Regions from separate parts of the Homo sapiens genome. Here region 2 is linked to region 1. Evidence: chromatin loops called from intact Hi-C (ENCODE). Cell type or tissue: prostate gland. All regions are shown on one strand.

Region 1 (5,000 bases):
TCGGGGAAGAGACCAGTGTATTAAGACCTTGTGGGCCATGCTGTGGGGTGTGAAGTTTATCTGTCAACAGGGCCTCGGGGTTGTTTTCGGCATGACTGCTACAGAATCATATCTTGTTTCAGAAAGGCTGGCATGCAGTGCAGAGGAAAGATTTAGGAGTAGATTATAGACACAGGGAAGTTGGGAGGAGGTAAGGGTTGCTGAGCAAAGGCAGTGGCAGAGAGAGAGAGGCAAGAGATGGGTGAGCGAATTCAGGGGAGGTGCCCCTAAGTGATGACAGATTCTCTATGGGCATGAGGGAAAGGGAGGGAATGGGACAAGGTCAGGTGCTCTGGCTGTGGTGGATAGGTGGGCAATGGTGCCATTAGCCGAGATAGCCTGGGATCTTCTCATCACTCATCCTTTTAAAGTCTGTTTCCCAGTCCTGGCCACATGTTAGCATCATTAAAGCTTCAAACACATACCCATATTTGGGCCCCATCCCCTACTAATCGGGCTCTATGAAGATGAGGCTCAGGTGTTGATGTTTATAAAGGCTCATGCAGCCGGGGTTGAGAACTACTGACGTGATCCCCTAGGCAGAGATCATTCCTCCCTGCTCTGCATATGCCTTTGTCTTCCAGACCTCTGTTATTGCTCTCCCATGAGTATTTATTTATTTATTTATTTATTTATGAGACGGAGTCTCGCTCTGCCACCCAGGCTGGAGTGCAATGGCACCATCTTGGCTCACTGCAACCTCCACCTCCTGTGTTCAAGAGATTTTTCTGCCTCAGCCTCCCAAGTAGCTGGGACTACAGGTGCGCACCACCACGCCTGGCTAATTTTCGTGTTTTTAGTAGAGATGGGGTTTCGCCATATTGGCCAGGCTGGTCTCAAACTCCTGACCTCGTGACCTGCCCAGTTTGGCCTCCCAAAGTGCTGGGATTATAGGCATGAGCCACTGCGTCCGGCCTCCCATGAGTATTTATTAGCAGTGGAGCTCACCAAGAACAATGACAAGAATGGACATTTCCAGGGAAACTGGCTGGACCTGATCTTGGCCTTCAGGAATTCTTTTGTAAAACCGTCATATCACCAGGCCCACAGAGGACAACATTTTACAGGCATTTCAGTCAATTACACAGTGATAATTCACTGAACAAATCCTTTGGGATCACAGCTGCTTTATTGAGATCAGGTCTGTGCACAAAGAGGAGGCCCAGGGAAAACACAGTGGGGCTGTGTCAGGTGGCGTCCAGAGGGCATGGTGCAGCTGTGGGCCTGGCTTGGGGCAGGACATTTCTGGGATTACAGGGCCCTGCCCCAAGCTTCTCCGTTGAGGGGGTAGGGAGGGCAATGCAGAGAGTGAGAGGGTGCCAGGGCAGGCTATAAGCTAATTTGCCTCTTGAGAAGTAGGGTAATAATAAGGTTGGAGCAGAGAGGAAATCTTTGTCCTAAGGCAGTGCTTCTCAAACTTTTGTGGGCCCAGGAATCACCTTGTTAAAATGTGGATTTTGACTGAGCAAGTGGGATCTGGAATACTGTGTTTCTAACAAGTGCTGATGTGACGCCAATGCATCTGGCCCAAGGAATACGCTTAGAATAGCAGGATCCCAGAATGCATCTCTATTTTTCTATATGACTTTTAGATCAGTTGTGTATTTAGAGAACATAAAGTTTTTAAAAAGCTCTTTAAAATTTTATCCTTTTCAAGATTGTCTCGGAAAACTTTGCATTATTTGAAAAGATACTTCGAAAATGGAAACTGAATGAATAGCACTGGAGTGCAGTGGCGAGGTCTCAGCTCACTGCAACCTCTACCTCCCAGGCTCAAGCCATCCTCCCACCTCAGCCTCCCAAGTAGCTGGGACCACAGCACGTGCCATCACACCTGGTTAATTTTTTGTATTTTTGGTAGAGATGAGGTTTTGCCGTGTTGCTCAGGCTGGTCTCGAACTTCTCAGCTCAGGCAACCCACCCGCCTTGGCCTTCCGAGTGCTGGGATTATAGGTATAAGCTACCTACCGCACCTGGCAAGAACATATAAACTAGTCTACTATGTTCTAATTATAAAACTTTTTTTTAAATTTTTTTTCCTTCCTGGGAATTTGAGGGATCAGGATTGACCTTTTTTACTGGGGAAATCACCTGTGATTTCTGGAAAGGTGGGGAGGGCTGCTGGTCCCTTAATGTCCCTTCTAACCAGCTTGTCAATGCTTAGTATTCCTTTGACAGTGGGCAGGTCTTTCATTTTGCAACAAAGGTTTGCCTGAGGCACTAGCTCACAGACTTCATTCATACTAAGGTGTGAATGACAGCAGAGGAGCTTAGGCTTTGTTGGGGTGATAGAGAGAGAAAGAGAAAGGAAGAAAGAGAAAGACAGCTGAAGACAAATGAGGATGCTGGTTAGCCAGAGGAGGTGTATATGGTGGCACAGAATTATTAAGGGGAATGAGAGTGGTGGAGGAGCAATTAAATATATCTACCTCTAACTTCCCAATTTTTCGACTTTTCTCTTTTTTTCTTCTGCCCTGTCATCAGCACGTTGGTTGCTCTCTCCTCCTCCACTCTGTCATCCTCTTGCTATTCTTTCCCTTCGGCCCTCTAACAGTTCAGTTTCAGGTGTAAAATATTTTGGTTCAGGAGGGACTGGATATCAACTAGACCTAAGATTTTGTGATTTACATTCCCCGTCCTAAGAAAAGGAATTATGTTGAGTGAACAATGACCAAAGCTGGACAGTTCCCCCTGGTGGTCAGCACTGCGACAACACGATTTTCCTCTATCTTTTATTCATTAATTGGTGAATTTGAAAATAATCTGTTAAGCCCCAAACATGACAGACATTGTGCTAAGGACAGACATGACACCTGTCCCTGTGGGGCAGAAAGTCTGAAGAGGGAGTGTGTTACTAAACATTGTAGAGCATTTAGCATTTTCAAAAGCCTTAAAAAATAAGCCAGAAAACTTGAAAGGAAAAAGGCTTTTACCATTTTTAAAGAAAAGCAGGTAGAAAGGTTTTGTTTCTGACATTTTTTGTACCACTAAGTCTTCAATTTGGGTTTAGTTCTTCAATTTTCATCGTAAAATTTCCCCAAATAATTTTTTCTTATAAAGTGTGAGTATCAAATCAGATCATGTGTAGTATAATTTTTAACTCCGAATGTGTAACATTCACAGTCCCTTTATTAGCAAAATTATAGTAATTAAATAATACTGGCTTTATAATTGAATAGCACTTTGCAAAATAATATGTCTGGCTCATCTATATTGCTATAGAATACTACTGCCCCAGTGCTGTATGCATATGAACTGGTTAATCCTCACAACAGCCCTTATAAGGTTCAGGTTATCCTCATTATCCACATTTTTAGATGAAGAAACTGAGGCTCAGAGAGATAAGCAATTTGTAACCCTAGCCTTAACCACTTTGCCATAACAAGACAGAAGAATGCCTGCAGTAAGTGTAAATGAACTTACTGTATCCTCACTGCAGACAGAGGACTAAAAAGAGTAATGGGGTTTGCAATCTTTCTGGGTGTGTGTGTATGAGAATGAAGTTATCACTTGCCTCCAGTGATCAGGTTGTTAAGAGCACCTCAGAGGCCACTGTTGTCCTACCCTTCCTGTAAGTGGTAGAGATGGCTAATGAGCATCTGTTGGTTAACTGATTGATGATTTCTCAAGGCTTTTTACAGCCTTAGAATTCTATTAGTCACTCTACAAGAAACAGGTTGTATGGAACGAAAGGTAATTTATCTTTTAAGAATTAAGTGAAATCCTTTAAACTCTTGTTTTTGTGCCTAAAGCTATATTCTGATGGAAATGCTCTTTCTCTAGCTATGTCAGTGGTACAGTAATTTAATCTGGTTCTTGAAATTACTCTTTATCTCATACATTTATTTAAGTAAAGATAGCCACATTAGATATGGAGATGCTATGAACAATGCAACAGAATCATGGAATGTTTGTAAAGCTGCTGCAGTGATTACAATGAAAATATTGATCATTTCCTTATAACACACACACACACACACACACACTATATGACCCCCATCTAAAATCTTTGAAATATATCCAGTATCTCTGGGTCTGGCACTGAACCTGGCCTGGCATAGCACAGATGCTCAATAAGTGACAAATTGAGTGAAAACCAATATTAGATTAAAATATTAAAGGCCAATATGCCCATTTCTACTCTGTATAGCTGTTCCAGTCAAAGTATTTTGGAAGGATGAGTGAGAATTACAGTAGGGAAAAATAATTTGTTCCACTGAAAAAAGAATTCTTGGCCTGGAACATTTTCTGAAAGTTAAGTTTAACTTTTAAAAATCAGAATTTTAAAATAATGCGACTTAATTTGGGCTGAAGTTTATTTTTGAGTTATCTGTAAATAGATGGTAAGGAAATGAATAAATTAATAATTATAAGATGTTACTCAGTCTAAGAGAAAGAGGCTTGTACAGGTCTTGAGCACATTGTAGCCAAATAATTATGTTTAATATAAATATTACTCATATCTTTTAATTAAGGAAAACAATTAAGTTTAAGCATATTACTATATTGTTTAATATAAATTAAACATTAATATTAAAAATATTGCTTAAAATAAATATTTAGCAAATTATATTAGTATAATATAGTAATTATATTGTTATATACTAATATAATTTGCTAAATATAGTAATATTTCTAATTAATATTAGTAATATTTCTAATTGAAAACATTTTTAGGAGTTCATCTGTGCCTGCATATAGTAATATATTTTTTATTTTTATATTTTTGCCATTCTTATTCAAAATAGTAATGAAGTTGTACTTGTTTTTAAAGCTAGTACTTAAAAATGGCAGACAGCTTTCCCCCTAGTTGGTGCAAAATTGTAGATTTTCATGGTATGTTGTTTAAATGGAATTTGCACTGCTGCAGTGCTAATGAAATTCCTTATTAAGGAGAGAGATGAGTGCCTTTTATGTTCAAGAGAAATGTTCAATGGCCATTAAAATACTTTGACTATTTG
Region 2 (5,000 bases), 120 kb before region 1:
AAAAATGAGCAAGAAGCAAAAGTGGAAACCCCTGATAAACCTGTCAGATCTTGTGAGACTTATCCACTATCATGAGACTAGCCCAGGAAAGACTGGCCCCCATGATTCAATTACCTCCCCCTGGACACCTCCCACAACATGTAGGAATTCTGGGAGATACAATTCAGGCTGAGATTTGGGTGGGGACACAGCCAAACCATATCAATATATTTGAATTGTGTGTGTGTGTGTGTGTGTGTGTGTGTGTGTGTATGTATATATATACACACACACACATATATATATAGAGCATATATATATATAGCATATATATATAGAGCATATATATATATAGCATATATATATAGAGCATATATATATAGAGAGAGAGCATATATATATAGAGCATATATATATATAGAGAGAGCATATATATATATAGAGCATATATATATATATAGAGCATATATATATATATATAGAGCATATATATATATATATATATATATATAGAGCATATATATATATAGAGAGAGAGAGAGCATATATATATATATATATGCTAACCAGTATTGGATAGAATATACTATCCAATACTGGTTCTTTGTCCATTATTGGAATTTTATTTTAGCTTGTTGCCATGTTATACCCACATAGTGAGAATCAAATATATTAATCTTAATTTGTTTGAGTCATTTCATTACTTTGAATAATTCATGTATTTCTCATTACTTTACCTTTGGTGCTTTGGCCTATAAAAGATCCTATGTGATTTTTGTAATAAGTCTGTGTTATTGAAGGAGATTCAGAAACCATTTGTTAAAAGATGACTGGAGTGTTTAAACTTGTTCATAACATCATAAAGTAGACCTTTAGACTTGTAAGCTTAGAGTGCATTATATTATACAGCTCTAAAGATTGAAGCCCAAAGAGATTAAGTTACCCAGGGCCATGTGTCTGTGTAGTTTGTAGTGGATGGGGTCAGTTGAATCACATTTCTGCAAAATGAGATCTTACATTTCTATACTGAGAAATTGAAATTTGAGCTATTATGTAACATTAGATAATTGAGATATTTAATAAATGAAAATAATCTTTTTGCCTATAAATTTTCTAAATGCCTATAGGATTTTTTTCTGAAGCTATTCTTCATACTGAATTAGTCCCTTGTAAATATTAAGGTTATCAGTGACAGTTATAAAAAGTTATTAAGCTGGGCATGTTGGCTCACACCTGTAATCACAGCACTTTGGGAGGCTGAGGTGGGTGGATCACCTGAGGTCAGGAGTTCAAGACCAGCCTGGCCAACATGGTGAAAGCCCGTCTCTACTAAAAATACAAAAATTAGCTGGGCGTAGTGGTGAGCATCTGTAGTCCCAACTACTTGGGAAGCTGAGGCAGGAGAATTGCTTGAGAACCCGGGAGGCAGAGGTTGCAGTGAGCCAAGATCCCGCCACTGCACTCCAGCTTGGGGGACAGAGTGAAACTCTGTCTCAAAAAAAAAAAAAAAAGGTTTCTGTATCCTCATTTTGATAATTACATCCTTGGAATTTGTTAACACCAAATATCGTATACATTAAAAATAAGCTTTCCTCAATAGGCTTGTTTTTTAAAAATTGGGTATATAACACAAAAATTTTTGTCGTACAGTCTTGATTTTCAAATCTTTTTTGTTTGTTTGTTTTTATACTGGGACCTCTATGGAGAAGCAGGTGTTCAGGGAGGCTGACCTGTTGGTCCTAGGTTCTAATGCAGTATTCGCTCCCTATTTCCTCTGATGCCTGGTTATTAATTGTGTCACCCCTCTTCTAGTTCCTCGATTTAGAATGGGATAGGGACTTGGGGGTATCATCTGGGACTATTAGAGGGGAGCATCTGTGTTTAGCTTTTAAACCAAATTTCCAATAAAAGTTTCCAAAACTTGAGCACAGGAGTTTGAGGCTGCAGTGAGCCATTATCAGGTTTACAATTTAGGTTTATAATTTGGTGGGTCCATTTAGAAATGTGTTGATGTTTGTTATTTTCCAGTGATTTAATTCACAATACTTTCCCTCCTGTTTAGTTCTCACAATACCTTCATGAAAATGCGTCCTATGTCCGCCCTCTTGAGGAAGGAATGCTTCATTTATTTGAAAGTATCACTGAGGATACTGTGACTGTCTTGGTAATTTTCTTCCTTGTTTTACTTCTGGAAACTGGGAGCTCCTCTTTGTCCAGTAGCACTTTTAACCTTGAAATTATTTTTCTTTTCCAGGAGACAACTGTGAAATTGAAAACTTTTTCAGAACACTTAACCTCCTACATATGTTTTCTTAGGAAGATTCTTCCCTATCAGTTAAAAAGGTAGTTACCCCCGGAGGCCAGGGAACTTGGGGAATTGTGGGTGTAACCTGATCTGGCTGGCGTTAATAAAATATTAACATGTGCCTCTTGTGATCTGCCTGACTTTTCTGCTTCACAGTTAATTTGGACTTCCGTGAAAAAGGAAAAGCATGGTTGAGCAGCATTAACTTAAATTTAAGAAAGTTGAATTATAGTCTGTCAGTTACAGATTTTCAGTTGTTCTGTACTGTGGTTACCATTATCATCCCTTTGCAGTTAACACCTAGATGGGTGTTCATAATAGTTTCCTTCTACGTTAGGATCTATAAATTTTAGGTTTCTTTGAAATGGTGTATTTTCTTATTTTTGTTATTAGTGACTTGTTATAAACTAAAAACCTTATCTACTCTAGCCCTTACAGAATACGTCATTTAGTAACCTTTGATATTCTACTTTAAATATTTCTAGAAGGGCAGAAAAAATAATACGTATTATTAGAAATTTGATAATATTGCTTGTAAGTTTTGATACTTTTGGTTTACAACTACCAAGACACCTATTTCATTTAAATCTTTCCATTCTAAGATTTAGCCCTTTTTTAAAAAAATCAAGGCCGGGCGCAGTGGCTCACGCCTGTAATCCCAGCACTTTGGGAGGCTGAGGTGGGTGGATCACTTGAAGTCAGGAGTTCGAGACCAGCCTGGCCAACTTGGTGAAACCCCGCCTCTTCTAAAAATACAAAAATTAGCCGGGCGTTGTGGTGCATCCCTATAGTCCCAGCTACTTGGGAGGCTGAGGCAGGAGAATCGCTCGAACCTGGGAGGCGGAGGTTGCAGTGAGCCAAGATCGCGCCATTGCACTCCAGCCTAGGCAACAGAGCGAGACTCCATCTCAAAAAAAAAAAAAAAAAAAAAAAAAAAAATCAAAGAACAATACAACTGGAACATGAGAGAAATAATATTTTACAGTAAAATAAAATTTAGAAAATAAGTAGGTTGGCCAAGTGTGGTGGCTCATGCCTGTAGTCCCAGCACTTTGGGAGGCCAAAGAGGGTGGATCACCTGAGGTCAGGAGTTTCAGATCAGCCTTGCCAACATGGCAAAACCCTGTTTCTACTAAAAATACAAAAATTAGCCGGGCGTGGTGGTGCATGCCTGTAGTCCCAGCTACTTGGGAGGCTGAGGCAGGAGAATCACTTGAACCTGGGAGGCGGAGGTTGCAGTGAGCCAAGGTCACATCACTGCACTCCAGCCTGGGCAACAGAGTGAGACTCCGTCTCAAAAAAAAAAAAAGGTTAATTACTTACAGATACTGAAAATAGGCCAGGCATGGTGGCACATGCCTGTAATCCCAATACCTTGTGAGGTCGAGGCGGGAAGATCACTTGAGGCCAGGAATTCGAGAACAGCCTGGGCAGCATAGGGAGACCTGTCTCTACTGAAAATAAAAAGAAAACTAGCTGGAGGTGGTGGCCTGTGCCTGTAGTCCTAGCTACTTAGGAGGCTGAGATGGAAGAATCACTTGAGCCCAGGAGTTTGAGGCTGCAGTGAGCTGTTACTGCAGCCTGGGTGATAGAGTCCCTGCCTCTTAAAAAAAAAAAAAAGAAAAGAATGTATAAGTAATTATATCAGCCTGGGTGATAGAGTCCCTGTCTCTTAAAAAAAAAAAAAAAGAAAAGAATATATAAGTAATTATAAGTCCTTGTAAAACTAAAGTAGTAAGTTTGGCATTTAAGAAATATACAATTTTATTATTAAAAAAATTAATATATATTAAGAGACATCTTCTTTCCTAATTCTATCCTTACAAGATATTTCAGTAACAAAATTCTGTGATTTGTGCATATGATAGGATATTAGGAAATACTGGGAATCAGATAATTATGGCTTAAACTAATTATTATGAACTAATAGTTTTATTTTAGATCATTATATGTTATAGTTCTGTATAAAGATTTTTTGAAAATCGACTCTAGAGGTTTAACATTAAAGTTGAATGTAACTTTGATTTGGCTTATGTTTAAGAAGAATCTGTTTAAGAACCATTGCACAAGTATTTACTACTTGAAAGAGTTATGAATTTTATCTTGCTTCATTTTTTCCATGATTATGTTTTGTAAAACACTGGATGAATTCTTTCTTAAGCTAAGATTTCTACTTTTGGAATGTTCTGTCCCATATGCTTTCAGCCCTGCTTCACGAGTTATTAATATTTTTCAGCAATTTTGGGGGCATTGGTTTAAATACCACTTTAATTGACAAGATGACCTGTTGTTTAGTAGTAAATGGGCTTAGAATGGAATGAAGCTGTCTGCTATAAATAAAGTAGAAGAGAAGTTGCAATGGAGAGAGAATGGAAATGATTATGATTCCTATGCTACCTTTTCTGGCTTTGTCTAAAAACCTTTTTTTTTTGCTTGATTACCTCCACATTTTAAAATGAATAGTTAAGACACTACATTTTTTAAAAACCTTGTAATTAAGTTTTCCCAAGTAACTATTTAAAATTAAAAATGGTAAAATGCATTTTATGAATGTTAAGCGTTTACTTTTAAATTTGAGCCTCTAGATTGTAAATCTGTTTGGCTTTGGAAAAACTATGTGTACTGGAAAAGATTTTCTAGATTCTCTTGCTGGTGTCAGTGTTAATAATACCAGTTCCTGTTTAATTCATTTTCTTTAGGAATTTAGTCTGTGAAA

The links. Peaks named below come from ENCODE experiments on the same cell type or tissue, not always from the same donor. Only the 100,000 strongest peaks of a DNase experiment are listed, where the experiment ranks them.
Region 2: a loop joins it to region 1, with 3 times the contacts of the local background. A loop is called at or near these places in 42 of 110 quality-filtered maps.

What each region holds. Positions count from the first base shown.
Region 1 is chr2:48,586,636-48,591,635 of GRCh38, forward strand. All of the region lies in intron 2 of STON1-GTF2A1L (STON1-GTF2A1L readthrough), which reads left to right. The region is part of intron 2 of STON1 (stonin 1); the gene reads left to right. Among named protein-coding and RNA genes, the nearest start is that of GTF2A1L, 29 kb to the right of the region's middle. In prostate gland, a CTCF peak has its summit at 2,736 (motif pointing left); a DNase peak (open chromatin) is centred at 2,730.
Region 2 is chr2:48,469,046-48,474,045 of GRCh38, forward strand. PPP1R21 (protein phosphatase 1 regulatory subunit 21) reads left to right here. Exons shown (of 22, transcript NM_001135629.3): 10 at 2,042-2,143; 11 at 2,234-2,322. Among named protein-coding and RNA genes, the nearest start is that of PPP1R21, 31 kb to the left of the region's middle. In prostate gland, a CTCF peak has its summit at 2,096 (motif pointing left); a DNase peak (open chromatin) is centred at 2,086; H3K27ac peaks cover 875 bases.